Linked DNA regions of Homo sapiens: region 1 is linked to region 2. A link is a loop called in an ENCODE intact Hi-C map of the cell type or tissue named here. Cell type or tissue: MCF 10A. All regions are shown on one strand. Each heading gives the region's core, and the rest is flanking DNA. Links, peaks and the distances in the headings are about the cores only.

Region 1 (7,586 bases), core at 55-2,554, 180 kb after region 2:
CCCCATGGCTGGGGGCTGGTTGGGGGCGCTACCCATGGGCTGCACTGCCCACAGCCAGGAGCGTGTATGGGACATTATCGGGGGCGGACTGCCAGTGGCTGGGTGGGGAGGCGGGTTGGATGCTATGTGGGGTTGCACTGCCCAGCAGGGAGTGAGTTCGGTGCGCTATCTGGGGTTGCACTGCCGGCGGTGGGTGGCAGATTGGGTGCCCTATCGCTACACTGCCGCGGCGAGTACCGGGTTGGCGGCGCTATCCTGGGCTACACCGCCGGTGGCGGGAGGCGTTTTAGGGGCGCTATCTGGTGCTGCACTGCCCGCGCAGGAGTTGGGTTGGGTGACCTACTCCAGGCGTCACTGCCCGAGGCTGGGGGCTGATTTGGGGCGCTATCCCGGGAGTCATTTCCTGTGGCGAGGGGCTGGTTGAGGGTGGTATCCGTGGCTGCACTGCCCACAGCACAGAGCGGGTTTGGGGAGTTATCCCGGGCTGCGCTGCCCGTGGCAGGGGGCAGGCTGCCAGCGCCATTGGGTGCTGCATGTACTAGGCACGGATGAGTTAGGGGCGCCATCTGGGACTGCACTGCCGGTGGCGGGCGGTGGAGGTGTCAGTGACAGCGGTGGTCTGCAAGAGAGGAGCGGTCCTCCTCTTCCCGGCCACCTCCTCCTGTTCTTGCTCAAGTGCGGCGGGCGCACAGCATTTCCTGAGCGCGGCAGGGGCCCCAGCCCCGTGGTGCTTCCTGGACCCGCCTCCTATTGCTCTGTGTTGCAGAGACCGCCTGGGACCCCGGGGCACGCAGTAGTGGACACGAGGAGGCTACAGGGCCCTGTGGGTGGAGGAGGCATCAGGAACGGGAACCGGCACTTGGGTGGGGAGGGCTGGCTGGGGTTGAGTTTCTGCTGCTCCTGCTTCCCGAGGAGTGCAGCCAGGGTGGCTGCAGCTGTTCCTGTGGAGTGGGAAGCCCGGGCACTGTGGTGTCTGCAGTCCCCACTCCAGGCCGCAGTTCCTGGCCAGCTTGCGCTAAAAGGAGAGGCTGGACTTTGAAGTGTGGGTGTGAGTACCTTCGCTGAAACCGGCCCCTGCCACCCAGTGGCCAGCATGACAAGGTGCGCTCTAATGTTACCACTCTGCATCCTGTTCTAGGCTTTTCTGGCTTTGTCTGCCCGGATGCCCAGTGCCCTGAGAAGGAGCTACATGCCACGGGCTGGAGGCTAGAGCCTGTGGCACCATGATTTGCCTCCGATGGAGGTGGCTGAATTAGGCTTCCCAGAGACTGCAGTGTCCCAATCCAGGATCTGTCTATGTGCTGTATTGTGTGGCCACTGGGACTTTGCAGACATGATGGTGATAAGGAGCCTGAGGTGAGAGACAATTCTGGGTTTTCCGCATTGCTCCAGGGTGGAGTCTTTATAAGGGAAAGAGGAAGGCAGGAGGAGGGTCACAGTGAGAGGAGGAGATGTGGGGATGGAGGGAGAGAGAAGGAGAGGGGAGTCCAGGGAGAGGAAGACAGAAAGTGGGGGGAGAGAAGATCAGGAGAGAGATCTGAAGATGCTGAGCTCTGGCTTTGTAGTTAGAAGAAAGGGCCAGGAGCTGGGGGCGTCCTCTAGAAGCTGGAAAAGTTCTGGAAATGGATTTGTCTCAGAGCCCCCGGAAGGAGCCCGGCCCTGCTGGCACCCTGATCTTAGCAGCTCAGGCCTCATTTTGGACTTCTGACTTCCATACCTGGGAGAGAATAAATGTGTGTTATTTTAAGCCACTAAATTAGGGGTCATTTGTGACAGTGGCCATGGGCAAGTCAAACAGGAGCCGTGGGAGAGACTCACCCAGGATGCCCCTCGGCCCCTCCCTGGCCCCACCCACAGTGACACAGGCCTGCTGCTGCTGATGCCCCCAGTTTTCTAACTCCCTACAGAGCAGGGACAATGCAAGAGGGGCTGGGTGGGGCTGGGCTATGTTCTCTGTCTCCACACCTTCCTCTCAGAGAGCAGCTGGAGCCCCAGAACCTGGGAGCCTCACAGAGAAAGTCCTGATGTGGGACCTGGTTTTCCACCCGAGACCCAGGATCCAATAAAGAAGTGTTTCTATAAATGATGCGTCCTCCAAAGAAGGCCAGTGACTTTCTGTGCCAAGTACCTGAGAGAATCGCCATGTCCTAGAGCTGCCAGGCAGCTGTAGGTGCACTTACAGACACAGGTCACCTGTGCATGTGTCAGAGACCAAATCCCATCAATATTGAGGCCTTGGTTAAGACGGGTCCTCGCTTTTAGTTGTGAAAACATGCCTGGCTTCAACATTGAGAAAACCAACTCTCCTTGACCAAATGCTTTGCATATTCTCATAGAAATAAGGGAACACTTGTCAGGCACAGTGGCTCACACCTGTAATCCCAGCACTTTGGGAGGCCGAGGCAGGCAGATCACGAGGTCAGGAGATCAAGACCATCCTGGCTAATATGGTGAAACCCCGTCTCTACTAAAAATACAAAAAAATTAGCCAGGTGTGGTGGTGGGCGCCTGTAGTCCCAGCTACTCAGGAGGCTGAGGCAGGAGAATGGCGTGAACCTGGAAGGTAGAGCTTGCAGTGAGCTGAGATTGCACCACTGCACTCCAGCCTGGGCGACAGTGTGAGACTGTCTCAAAAAAAAAAAAAAAAAAGGAAATAAGGGAACACCTATTACCCTCCTTGCACTGTTTCCTGCGGAGCTCAGATACTATCTTTCACAAGCATCCTGAGCCACCTGCCGGCCTTTTGTGTGTGTTTCCGTCCTGACTTCCTCCCAATTTTTTACGCCTCTGAACCTGCTGTAAGGTGAAGAATCGAGGCGGGCCCCAAACGTGAGACCTCATGAATTTGATGGTGCTGCAGTGTCCTGGACAGCCCGGCTTTCAGGGCTGGGGAGCTGGGCAGAGAGAAAAGAGGGCATTCCAGGGGTCAGGGGCAGTGGAGCACCAGGCCAAGAATAGGATTTCAAGACTAAAGAAACAGAGGCCGTGGTGGGTGGGTAGACAGTCTTGACCAAGGTAGGGACAGAGGGTGCATCTGAAGGTTCAGCCAGGGACAGCTTCATCCAGGAAGGAGGCAGCAATTGGGGGCCAAGCTGCAAGGAGGAAGAGGAGAGGAGAGAGAATGGAGAGAGAGGTGTTCAATGACCAAATGCATGGCCTGGCCTGTTTCCCCAGGAGACACCCCTGGGAGTCTGGGAGCCTCTCCCCCTGGGCTACTATCCCACTGGGTGCCAGGAATCCCCCCTTACACACACTGAGAACCCAGGGTGAGTGTCAAATTATATGTTAGCTAAGAAATGAAGAGAGGGAGCAGGATTTCTGGTTGACAGTGAGGATATTTATTAAGGGTTTCCTGGGTGCAGGGAGAAGGGCTGGATGATTTGGGGTGGGAGGGGATCCCTGTTCTGGGATCCTGCAGCTCCAGGCCCCCATGGGTGGGGCGAGGGTCAGGGGCCTAAGAACATTCTTCAGGGGCCACTGTCTTCTCCACAGCGCTCTCTTTGTGTGTGACCCGGCAGCTGTAGCTGCTGCGGGACCTCCATTGATGGGGTGTCAGGCTCAGGTCGCTTCTGGCTGTGTACTTGTTGCTCTGTTTGGAGGCCTTGGTGACTTCCATACCCTGGGTGACAGGGGTGCTGTTTGCCTTCCAGGCCACCGTCACAGCTCCCGGGTAGAAGCCACTCATGAGACACAGCAGTGTGGCCTTTTGGCTTGGAGCTCCTCAGAGGAGGACGGGAACAGAGTGACCGAGGGGGTGGCCTTGGGCTGGCCTGTGAGTGGGCGAGCGGCAGGAGGTCAGCATCCTGTTGTGTACCTGGGAGCCCCCTGACCTCAGTGTATGAAGAGGGGTCAGGCCCCCTCAGTGCCAGTGCAGGACCCCTCAGACATGGTCCACAGTGTCTCAGAAGGGTGTCACACAATGTTCCTAAAACAAATCTCTGTCATTCAGGGAACCTCTGAGCCTGTCCCCTGCCCATCACCTGTTCAGAAAACCTTTCTAGGCCCTGGGCTTTTGTACAGACAACAGACCCTCAACCGCCTGCCGCTGCCTGCCACGCATCATCCTGACGCAGTCCGGCTCTGGCTGTGTTCTCTGAGCTCTGTGAGCCTCCTGTTGAATTCAGTCTGGGAACTTTTCTCACCTGACACAGCTGCTCTGGGTTGGGAGAGAGTGAGTCTCTCACCTAATAGCTCTGTTTGCTCCCAGATCAGTCTCTCCTGAGCCTCTGCAGTGGGGTCAGGGCCTTTGCTCACCCAAGTCCCACTGTCTGTCCAGGGTTCTCTGTCTGTGGAGTCCGGTTAGAGACCCTCTGTGTTTAGGTCTTATCTACAGTTTTTCTGCCTTGGGATCTGCCTGTCAGATTTGAATTCAGGAGTTCTTGGTTCTAGGGGTGCCTCCCACAGAGACTCAGCATCCACCTCCACGAACAGCATGTCCTTCTGTGACCCTTTGCCCGGCTGCTTCATGTCCACAGCCTTCCCCTCTCTCCTGACTGGGCTTCCTGAGTCCCAGGCCAGCACAGAGCTCTCTCCTTGGGAGCCCACGGAAACCTGGAGAGGGCCCTGCACCTCCTACCTTGTTCCTAGACTGGATCTGGAGTCCCACAGCCCAAAGGACTAGGCCCTGAGACTCTGATTTTTCTTCCCCAGTCTCGGCTTTAAGGGTTCCAGGTCCTTCTAAAGTCTTGCAGGTGGTCACTCCCTCAAGCCTCTCATTCTCTCTTCTCCATGGGATGAGGCCTCAGTTTCCCCTGCATAAAGCTCATTAGGCAGACAAAAGCCCAGACGGGGGAGGACAGAACAGAGCAAGTTTTAGGGAAGCAACCTGGCCCTGACAGACAGATGGACAGACAGATGAACACCTGTGTAGGTCACCCGGCCTAGTGCCGTACCTCTGAGGTCAGAGGTGAAGGGGTCACGGTGACCCACTGAGGCAGGGATCTGAACAGGGAGGGGAGAGGTCTTTGCCCAGGGCCCGGGCTCCTCCAGGGTCTTTCTCCCTGGAGAAAGCTTTACCACAAGCCAACACGAGATACAGAAAAGAAGAAAAATAGAAAATTTCTCAGTACCTTCGGGAGAGCAGGGAAGGAGAGGGAAGAAGAGACTCACCTAGGACAGTCAGCCGGGTCCTCCATGAAATACCCCACACTGTGACACAGGCTCATAGAAAATCTACTCCCTAGGACCCCCTACGCCCCCCTCCCCAGCCCCCACTTGCAGCCGTGATTCAGGAAAGCCAAACCACTGACCCCGGTGGGCATTTGCTCAGCAGAGAGTCCACACATACCTGCCTGCCCTTCTCAAGCTGAGATGGGACAGCTGACCCCATGCATGCAATGACAGGACATCTGGAAATGCAGAGGCCAAGGAAGTTTGTGTCTGGATCAGGTTTTCCCTTTGACTGTGGCCCAGGAATAGGGGGAAGGAGCTCCTTGGAAGGCATTTGCTTCCCTAAGGAGGGAAGGGGCATGGAAAGGGACAGGGATTCTCTACACTACAGGGTTGTTGTAACCCTGATCTCTTGGTGTGATCACAAAGCAAGAGCAGGGAGGCATCCTCAGGTGTCCCCAATGCCCCAGAGAAGGGGCAGCTTGGCCCAGAGTCAGCAGCCGTGGGAAGGTCCAATCTGACCACAACCACAACTCCAGGGGTCTCCCTTCCATCCTCCCTGGTGTTGTCTTAGTTTGGGATGGGTCTTGCCAGGTACTAGTAAGAAAGTCCAGCCTCAACCTCCAGGGAGAAGTTGGAAGCAAGCCCCTATCACCCTCTCAGGGTCTCATGTTCATTTTGGGTGTGTTTGGAGTGTCTGACTCAAAAGGACTATGTAAGTAGCAGCCGGAGTGTGATCTCTAAATCCCACTTCCAACCCAAAAGTCCATCAATGATAGACTGGATTAAGAAAATGTGGTACATATGCACCATGGAATACTATGCAGCCATAAAAAAGGATGAGTTCATGTCCTTTGTAGGGACATGGATGAAGTTAGAAACCATCATTCTGAGCAAACCAACGCAAGGACAGAAAACCAAACACTGCATGTTCTCACTCGTAGGTGGGATTTGAACAATGAGAACACTTGGACACAGGGTGGGGAACATCACACACCAGGGCCTGTCGTGGGATGGGGGGACAGGGGAGGGATAGCATTAGGAGATATACCTAATGTAAACGACGAGTTAACGGGCGCAGCATATGGCACATGTATACGTATGTAACAAACCTACATGTTGTGCGCATGCACCCCAGAATTTAAAGTATAATAATAAAAAAAAATGAAGTAAAAAAAAAGAAAAAAAAAAGAACTTGGCTTCTGGACTGTGGGTGTGAGGAAAGAAAAGCTCTTTGCAGCCAGCACTGTGCCTTTAACCACCCTCTGGGTCAGTCCCGGGCTATGCAGGGTAGGCATTTTCCTGGATATGTGTATGAGAATGATTTCCTTTTATAACATTAATGATGGGACTCATATCTTTACATTCACTAAGATTTCTGCTGCAGAGCCACTGTGCCCATTTTTTGCTTTTGCAGATTCAATTATCAATGACCAAATCTTCCTGAGTATCTGTCCTGTGATTAATCTGGGCATTGACAAACCTATAGTTTCTCCTGAGCAGGGCAAATAAACTTTTAGCCACAAAACTATTTAGACAGTTACTTTATGCCCAATGCTAGAAACTTTTCTGCTTGGTACAAGATAATGGAACAAAGTTACAGCAGAAAAATATGGAACATCTCAAACCATGAATGTCAATTAAGCAGATTAATAAGAAATTGCCTTTTAAATACTAAAAAGTAGTGTTACAGTTGTCCTTTGGGTTTTACGGACTGTGGCTCCGTGTCCCTCCCACACCTGTCCGAGTGGCTTTTGCTGGCTCTCTGTGCCCTGGCTGCCTCACCCTGCACTATGCTGCTGTCTCATTGACATCACATCTCTTCTGCAAATCTATCTTGCTGTCTGTTCCTTCTTCCCTGGAGCAGCTGAAAGGATCATCTTGTGAATTTGGTTCTTTTCATAAGTCATTCTCACACTCTTTACATTGTATCCAGCCTGGTTTTGGCAGAAAGTTTTTCTCACACAGAGGATAAACCAGGACTGGACTCTGTCTTTACATGTGGATGTGGAGTGACCCAGAATCCAGCAAAGAGCAAACCCCAAATGATTGCTTTATGACCGGATCCAATTCATTCTAATCACGTAAAGTTAACCTGGCTCCCTACACACTGTCTCCCAAGCCTTGTTTTCTTGCTCAGACACTGAATCCCGAGGAGTGATCTCATCCCACTGTAAATCATTTTTTAATAGAACTAAATGTAGGTCTTTTAAAAATATATATACAAAGAAAAAAATCTTCATTTAATATGTGATACACTTTAGGAGAGGGAAATAGATTATATTCAAGTTATTTGAAATTTGAAAACAAAGCTGTTATTTTATGAATTAAGTACAAATTAATCACTAACCTGGCCATTTCCACGATACCTGCAGATTCATCACTTCTCTGGGTCAAGACCTGAGTCTCAGCCTGGAGGACATTATGTTAAGCAAAATAAATCAGGACCAGAAAGATAAATACCGCATGTTCTCACT
Region 2 (7,586 bases), core at 3,105-5,604:
GGCTGGAAGTCGGATATCAGGGTGCCAGCCTGGTTGGGCCCTGGTGAGGACTGTCTTCTGTGTGGCAGACTGCAGACTTCAGGTTGTGTCTTCGCCTGGCAGAGAGAGGGAGAAGAGAGCTCTCTGGGGTTCCTTTTAATAAGCCAGCAATCCCATTCATGCGGGCTCCACCCTCAGGACCTCATTACCTCCCACCTCCTGATACCATGAGATTGAGGGTTAGAATTTCAACATGTAAACATACGATCAGGCATGGTGGCTAAAGCCTAGAATCTCAGCACTTTGGGAGGTCAAGGTGAGAGGATTGCCTGAGCCCAGGAGTTTGAGAGCAACATGGGCAAAATAGGGAGCCCCTGTCCCTACAAATTAAAAAAATATATATTAGCTGAAAATGTTCGCATATTTCTGTGGTCCCAGTTGGGAGGCTAGGACAGAAGAACCACTTGAGCCTGGGAGGTGGGTGCTGCAGTGAGCCATGATGGCACCGCTGCATTCCAGTCTGGATGTCAAAGCAAGACTCTGTCTCTAAACAAGTAAATACATTTGGAGTGGGGAGCGTTCGGCTCACCATTCCTTGCCTAGGCCTCCTCCTCTTCCCAGCCTCTGGTAACCGCTATTGAACTTTCTGCTTCTAGGAGATAAATTTTTTGGATCCTGCATGCCTGAGATCATGCAGTGTAGATCTCTCTCCAACCAGGGTCATTTCATAGTTTACCTAATGTCTTCCAGCTTTCTCCACCTGGCTGCAGAGGTGATAGGATTTCCTGGAGTGTTATGGCTGAAGAGTATTTCATTATATATATATATACATATATACATATATATATATATACACACATATATATATACATATATATATATATACATACACACACACACACACACACACACACACACACACGGCATTTTCTTTATCCCTTCACCTGAGGATGGACAGATAGGTTTATTCTGTACCTTGGCTGTCGTGACTAGTGTTTCAGTCACCATGGGAAGGCAGATACCTCTTTTGAACATGAGGATTTCACTTGCTTTAAAGGTATACCCAGTGGTAGGACTGCTAGCTGAAACGGTAGTTGTATTTAGCGTTTTGAGGAACTTCCAACTGTTTTTCACAGTGTGTAGAGTGATTTAATTCCTACCTATAGTGTATGAGAGTTTTCCTTTCTGCACGTCTGCACTGGCCATCCCCTTCAAAAATTATTGTTTTTGTTTTCGTAATATGCTTTTTTTTTTTTTTTTTTGAGATGGAGTCTTACACTGTCACCCAGGCTGGAGTGCAATGGCATGATCTCGGCTCACCGCAACCTCCACCTCCCGGGTTCAAGCGATTCTCCTGCCTCAGCCTCCTGAGTAGCTGGGATTACAGGCACGTGGCACCACATCTGGCTAATTTTTTGTATCTTTAATAGAGATGAGGTTTCACCACGTTGGCCAGGCTGGTCTTGAACTCCTGACCTCATGATCCACCCCCCCTTGGCCTCCCAAAATGCTGGGGTTACAGGCATAAGCCACCACACCTGGCCTGGTAATATGCATTTTTAGTGAAATAAAATAGTAACTGAGTGTGATTTTGATTTATGTTTTTGTGAGAATTAGTGATTGTGAGAAACTTTTCATTTGTGTCAATTTCATGTCTCCTTTTCAGACAGGGTCTATTCAGGTCCTTTAGGATTGGGTATTTGAGGTTGCAGGGGTTTTTCATTTTGTTGTTGATACTGTTTATTTCACCTTAGTCGTGTCAGTTTGTTGTACATGTTAGATGAGAATCCGTTTCAGAGATAGAATTTTCTCCAAAATTCTCTCTCAGTTTTTAGGGTGCCTTGACTCTTGGTTCATTGTTTCCTTTGCTCTGTAGAAATCCTAAAGTTTTACCTAGTCCCACATATTTATATTTGCATACTTTAGTGGTAATTTTTTATGCACCTATTTCCAATCCCTTATCATCCTCCCTTCTTCCCCCAAGCTCTAGTAACCGCTGTTACACTCTCTAGGTCTTTGAGATCAAGTTTTTTTTTTTTAGATTCTGTATGAGTGAGATAATACAAGGTTTGTCTTTCTCTGCCTGGCTCATTTCATTTACCATCACATCCTCCAGGTACAACCACAGGGCTCCCCATGAGGTGATGTCATCGAATTTTCCTGGCTGAAGAGTCGTCCTTTGTGTACACACATGGGAGTTTATTTTTTCATCTGCATATGGACGGTAGGTTGATTCATTTCCCTGACTGCTGTGAATAGTGCTGCAGTCCACCACCTCTCTCTTCCATGTACCAATTTCATGTGGGTTGAATGTATACCTAGCAGTACAATTGCTAGCGGAAATGGTCATTGTAGTTTTAATGTTTTGAGGAAGCCTCACATTGTTTCCGTAGTGTATGTATTAGTTTACTTCCCCAACAAGTGTGGAGAAGAATTCCCCCTCTCTAGAAATCCACACTGGCCAGTTGCTGTGGCTCACGCCTGTGATCCCAGCACTTTGGGAGGACGAGGCGGGTGGATCACCTGAGGTCAGGAGTTCAAGACCAGCCTGACCAACATGGTGAAACCCCGTCTCTACTAAAAATACAAAAAAAAAAATGAGCCGGGTGTGGTGGCAGGCACGTGTAATCCCAGCTACTCAGGAGGCTGAGGCAGGAGAATGGCATGAACCCGGGAGGTGGAGCTTGCAGTGAGCCGAGATCGCGCCACTGCACTCTAGCCTGGGTGACAGAGCAAGACTCCGTCTCAAAATAAAAAAAAATTGATATATCACATTAGATGATTCTATGAAATCATCTACTATATAAAATAAATATATATTATACATAAAATAAAAACACAAATCACACATTGACAATAACCCCTGCAGTCCAAGTACACCCCCACAATAGTACAAATTACACTTTAAAAAAAAAACTCAAGACATTTACACATTTAAACCAAAGTAATTGTCACTAGACTAAATACATTCATTCATCAAGTACAATAAATTTAGCATTGCTGCTTATAGTCACTAATAGCACAATTTTAGGTGCAATTTCACATGCTTTCATAAATCTTCCAGTACAGTTCCCATAGCAAAGTGTCTTTGTGCACGCCATCTTCATTTATATGCAGGTGCATCGTATATCATACTTAAAACTATTTTACGTCACAAGCTGTTAATATACATTTTAAGTGGACAGCAGGTAAAAAATTTAAACCTCAATGATGACAAAATTTAAAATTAAAGTCTTGAACACCTATAGTGATTTGTTTACTTGCATAAATACTATTTTCACTTAGTACAGGCTATTAAAATAAGCAGAGAATTTAAATATTAACTCAAAAAAAGATAGAGGCTCAAAACCTTCCTAAGAAATTAATGCGTTTTCAAAGTAATAATATAATGAGTCTGTAAGTCAAAAGGAATTTCATATTTATTGCCAAATTTAAAATACCAGTGATGTGAAGAGAAGATTGAGGCCTAAAATTGTGGTACTAAATTGTAAAATACAGTAAAGAAGATGCAGCTCATTTGCTTGGGAATATGTAATGGAATATTTTTCACAGTAATTTTTTTTTTTTTTTTTTGAGATGGAGTCTCGCTCTGTTGCCCAGGCTGGAGTGCAGTAGCACGATCTCAGCTCACTGCAAGCTCTGCCTCCCGGGTTCACACCATTCTCCTGCCTCAGCTTCCCGAGTAGCTGGGACTATAGGCTCCCACCACCACGCCCGGCTAATTTTTTGTATTTTTAGTAGAGATGGGGTTTCACTGTGTTAGCCAGGATGGTCTCAATCTCCTGACCTTGTGATCCACCCACCTCGGCTTCCCAAAGTGCTGGGATTACAGGTGTGAGCCACGGTGCCCAGCCAAGCCCCTGGATTTCTAATCCCCACAGTGGACTTGAGGAGTACAGTTGAACCCAGAGAAGATTCCCTGGCTTCTGCTGATACCACATGGTCACAAAGTCATCAACATTAAAGCCACTGCTCAGAGCACAGGCAAGTCTCGAAGTTCTCAGAGATAAAGATAGGGAGGTGAGTGAGTCAGTGCATACTCGGAGAGGAAACCAGGAACAGAGATGCTCATGGGTGAGGCAGCAAGGATACAAGTCTAGCTCTTCAAAGAGAGGAAGAGAGGGCACTGACCCAGGCTGGTGGCTGCTCAAGACATCTGAGGCCTGCCCCACGGCCTTAGCCACAGCTGCAGCAGGTGCCAGTTCAGCCTTCCTCATGTCTCGCAGCACCCCCATAATGAAGTAGTCAACCCCAACAAAAATGTGTATGCATTCTCCTGTCTTCTTCACTCAGGGCCTCTCTCTCCTCATGGATCCTAAGGCCCCTCTCTCCCTGGTCAGCCATTCGCTGCATGTGCAGCCAGTTCCAGGCCCTCAGCCAGCACATCTGCAGGACTGGCTCCCCAGTGGACACCATTGTCACCCCCACGGACACCACTCCCCTTTCCTAGCCTCTCATTCTAGGGCCTCCTGCTGGCTCCAGTGGGAACTACTTTCCATCTTTCCAGACCCTTCCCACATCCCTAGGTGGCAGCACAGCCTCAGCCAAGGACACTACCACCTTCCTGCACTGGGGTTCTGTGGCCCCACCCCAAATTTGAAACTTTCCACTAACCCTGGAGCCACTGCTTAGCCCATATCTGGGGCCCCTGTGGGGCAGCAGCACAGATCCCCACCTTTGACCACTGTTTCCAGTTTGGAGGCCTGCCACCTCCAGCTCCAGTCCAGCCCCAGCCTCCTGGAGGCCAGCCAGCCCCAGGCACCAAAACACATTCAACCTTGGGGGGCCATTACTCACCACTTCTACCTTGACCCCACAAGCACCCACCCTGCCGTATCCCCCTGGCCCATCCACTGCCCCTGGCTCTGCAGCTGCCACCTACACAGCTAGTGCCATGGCCACTATTTGGCCCAACGTACATTCTGGTAAGATGAGAGGGACAACATTTTTATCCATTTTTCCATGGATCAGGAGCTCTTTCTGTTTATGAGGCTGTGTTCAGCTATGTGACAGAGACAATCAGCCTTACCCATAATGCTGGAGTCCAGAGGTGGACAGAGGGTTTCTATTGACAAACCTGCATCTGGATAATGAGGCTCAAATCTCTGAAGGTCCATCCTCCCTGTCCTAGGTGACAAACACAGTGGCTCTGCCTCAGAGTCCATGGCACCAGTTGCCATGGTAACTCCCAATGTCTCTACTGCCCCTTGTGCAGGAGAAGGTGACCTCAGGGTCTGGGGCACAACAAGAGCTTTACAAGGGGAATTCTGCATGCACAGGTTGCGGAGTTCCTACTCCCTGATGTCCCACAACCCTCCCCGCCACCTGGACTGTTGAAAAGCTCCAATGGTAAGGTATGAGAGGAGAAAACACAAGATAGTTTCTGTGGTCTCTGAGAAAATCACCCATGGGGGTCCCTGTGGTCCTGAGTGGGATCAGCTATAGGAAAGTCACATCCATGAAATCAACATCCCCCAACTTCCCCAGAGCAGGCATGGTGTTTTTCCAGCAATGGTGGAGCCTCGCCTTCACCCTCTCACGCTCCACAGAGAGGTTTGCTGGCCTCAGGCCCTCATTTCCCCCCATCCATACCCCCAACCTCCTGACATGAACACTGAAGGTGCAGGTACCTACCTGTGAGTGACTCTGGCCACATCTTCGCTGGAACTCCCCTGGGACCTGTGTCCTCACTCATTTCACACCTTAGTGCCTCATCCCTGGGTCACGGGGAGCCTCAGGCAGCCCCAAGCACAGATGATCGGGGTTGGAGGGAGGTGACTGGAGAGGGACAAGGAGGTTTCTGCTCTGATCCCTCAAAGACAGTAGTCCATGCTGTAGCGACTGTCTACCTGCTTGAATGGTCTCCGGCCTCTGGCCGAAAAGAAAACTAGGAAAGGCTCATTTCTCTTCTTCCAAAAAATAATAATAATAAAAAAGTCAACTCCACAGGCTCTGAGTTTTGCTCATCTAGATAACCGGGCAACACCGCAGTGTATCAGGAGGTTTTTGTTTTTGTTTTCAGCATTCCTGAGACTTCAGAAACATTCTATGGAGAATTGAGAAGAGAGTATTTTTTGAGCCAGAAAGTGCTTTCCTGTGAAGTTTGTATATGTGAGTTATTTTAATATCTAAACATTGTCAGAGAACAAGACTCTGAGCAGGCTGAGGTTTTATCCCGCCTCCCCACCTGTGTGTCAGTGTGCGAAGGACTGCTGTGCTCAATCACACAGTAATTAGTCAGCCTCGTCCTCAGACTGGAGCTTAGATATGAGCAAAAGCCCTTTATTGGACCAGCCTTCCATCAATCCAGAGGAGCAGCTCGGGACCCTGGAGCCCTGGTCATGAAGTACATTTTGGTAGTGGCTCAGGAGATACCAGGGAGGGCTCCCTGGCTTATGCTGGTACCAGTATATCCAATAGAAATCAGCATGGACGCCAGTGCTCAGGATGCAGGGAAGTGCGGCTGGTGCTTCCAGAGATGCAGAGAGGGAGGGCGGCTGAGTCAGCACAGGCTGGGAGAGGGAACCTGCAGACACAGGTGGATATGGCTGCTGGCTCACTTACCAGCATGAAGTTGCTGGAAGATCTGAGCCAGAGGGGACTGCTGAAGCCTGGGGGACCTGCCCTGGACGTGGGAGGCCTGTCCTTACCTGGGAAGTGAGAGAGGAGCAGCAGGAGGACAGGAGCCATGGTGGACACAGCCCTTCTGAGGTCCAGAGCTGGAGTGGGCTGCTCCAGGCCTCTCTTATCCCTTCCACTGACCTCACAGAGGAGGAGTTACAGATGCCAATGTGTCCCCACATTGCCTGCCTCTACTTTACCCCATGTATTTATTCAAGTCCTAGGGGCTGGTGGACAGGGGAAGTCCGACAGGCCAGACCTGGGAAGAAGTGGGTGCTGGAACCACACCCAGGGAGGGCACAGCTTCCAGGTCAGCCTCAGTGAGTGCAGGCTCCATCACCCAGCCCTGCGGAATTTGTGGGGTAGGAGGGGGTTGGCACAGTTGTGGCTGCCCACTGCACAGACCCTGAGATCCACAGTGTCTCCTGCTGCTCTCTCGCCAGACTGCATTCCCTCAGTAGAAGTCATGTGAGTGGTGTCGGCCTGAGAGCCTAGTGAGTGTCAGTCTAGAAGTATCTATGGCCACGCCCTGGGCCATGGCCCAAGTTGCTGATACTAAAAGAAAGACAGCATTTTTCAATACGTTTTTCTTGCATTACTAGAAGGACATGGGCAAAATATCACCTCCACCCAATGAAAGGAGGCTGCGGGGAGGCTGCAGAGGGCTCTGGGAGCAAAGTCCTGGGCAGCTCCTTCCACAGAGGCCAGGGAAAGAGGTGATTGTGACTTGGGTCTCACTGGGCTGTGGGGTCCTGCTCTGGAACAAATACTCACACATTACTAGCTTTGGAAAGATAGGGCTTTGGAAAAAAAAAAGAGACATTTTCAATGCAATGATATGCTGAGGGGATGACAGAATACATCATTGATGAGAAGATTGAACAAGTGAAGTGTAAGTGTCAAGTCAGGTAAGGACATTTGAATCCAGACTGTAGAGGTCCTTGTGTGTCAGTGAGGGGTTTGGTTTGATTCATTATCTGGGATTG

The links. Peaks named below come from ENCODE experiments on the same cell type or tissue, not always from the same donor. Only the 100,000 strongest peaks of a DNase experiment are listed, where the experiment ranks them.
Region 1: it touches region 2 in a loop (20-fold over the local background); 8 of 110 quality-filtered maps call a loop at or near these places.

The regions. Positions count from the first base shown.
Region 1 is chr22:32,196,103-32,203,688 of GRCh38, reverse strand. It overlaps RFPL2 (ret finger protein like 2), which reads left to right. Exons shown (of 5, transcript NM_001394555.1): 2 at 1,139-1,356. The coding sequence starts at 1,238. Among named protein-coding and RNA genes, the nearest start is that of RFPL2, 5.2 kb to the left of the region's middle. In MCF 10A, for the core only: a CTCF peak has its summit at 1,088 (motif pointing left); a DNase peak (open chromatin) is centred at 1,078.
Region 2 is chr22:32,375,765-32,383,350 of GRCh38, reverse strand. It overlaps LOC339666 (a long non-coding RNA gene), which reads right to left and starts at 6,687. Exons shown (of 3, transcript NR_038918.1): 1 at 6,630-6,687; 2 at 5,614-6,025; 3 at 1-95. It also overlaps the pseudogene IGLCOR22-2. In MCF 10A, for the core only: a CTCF peak has its summit at 4,477; a DNase peak (open chromatin) is centred at 4,470.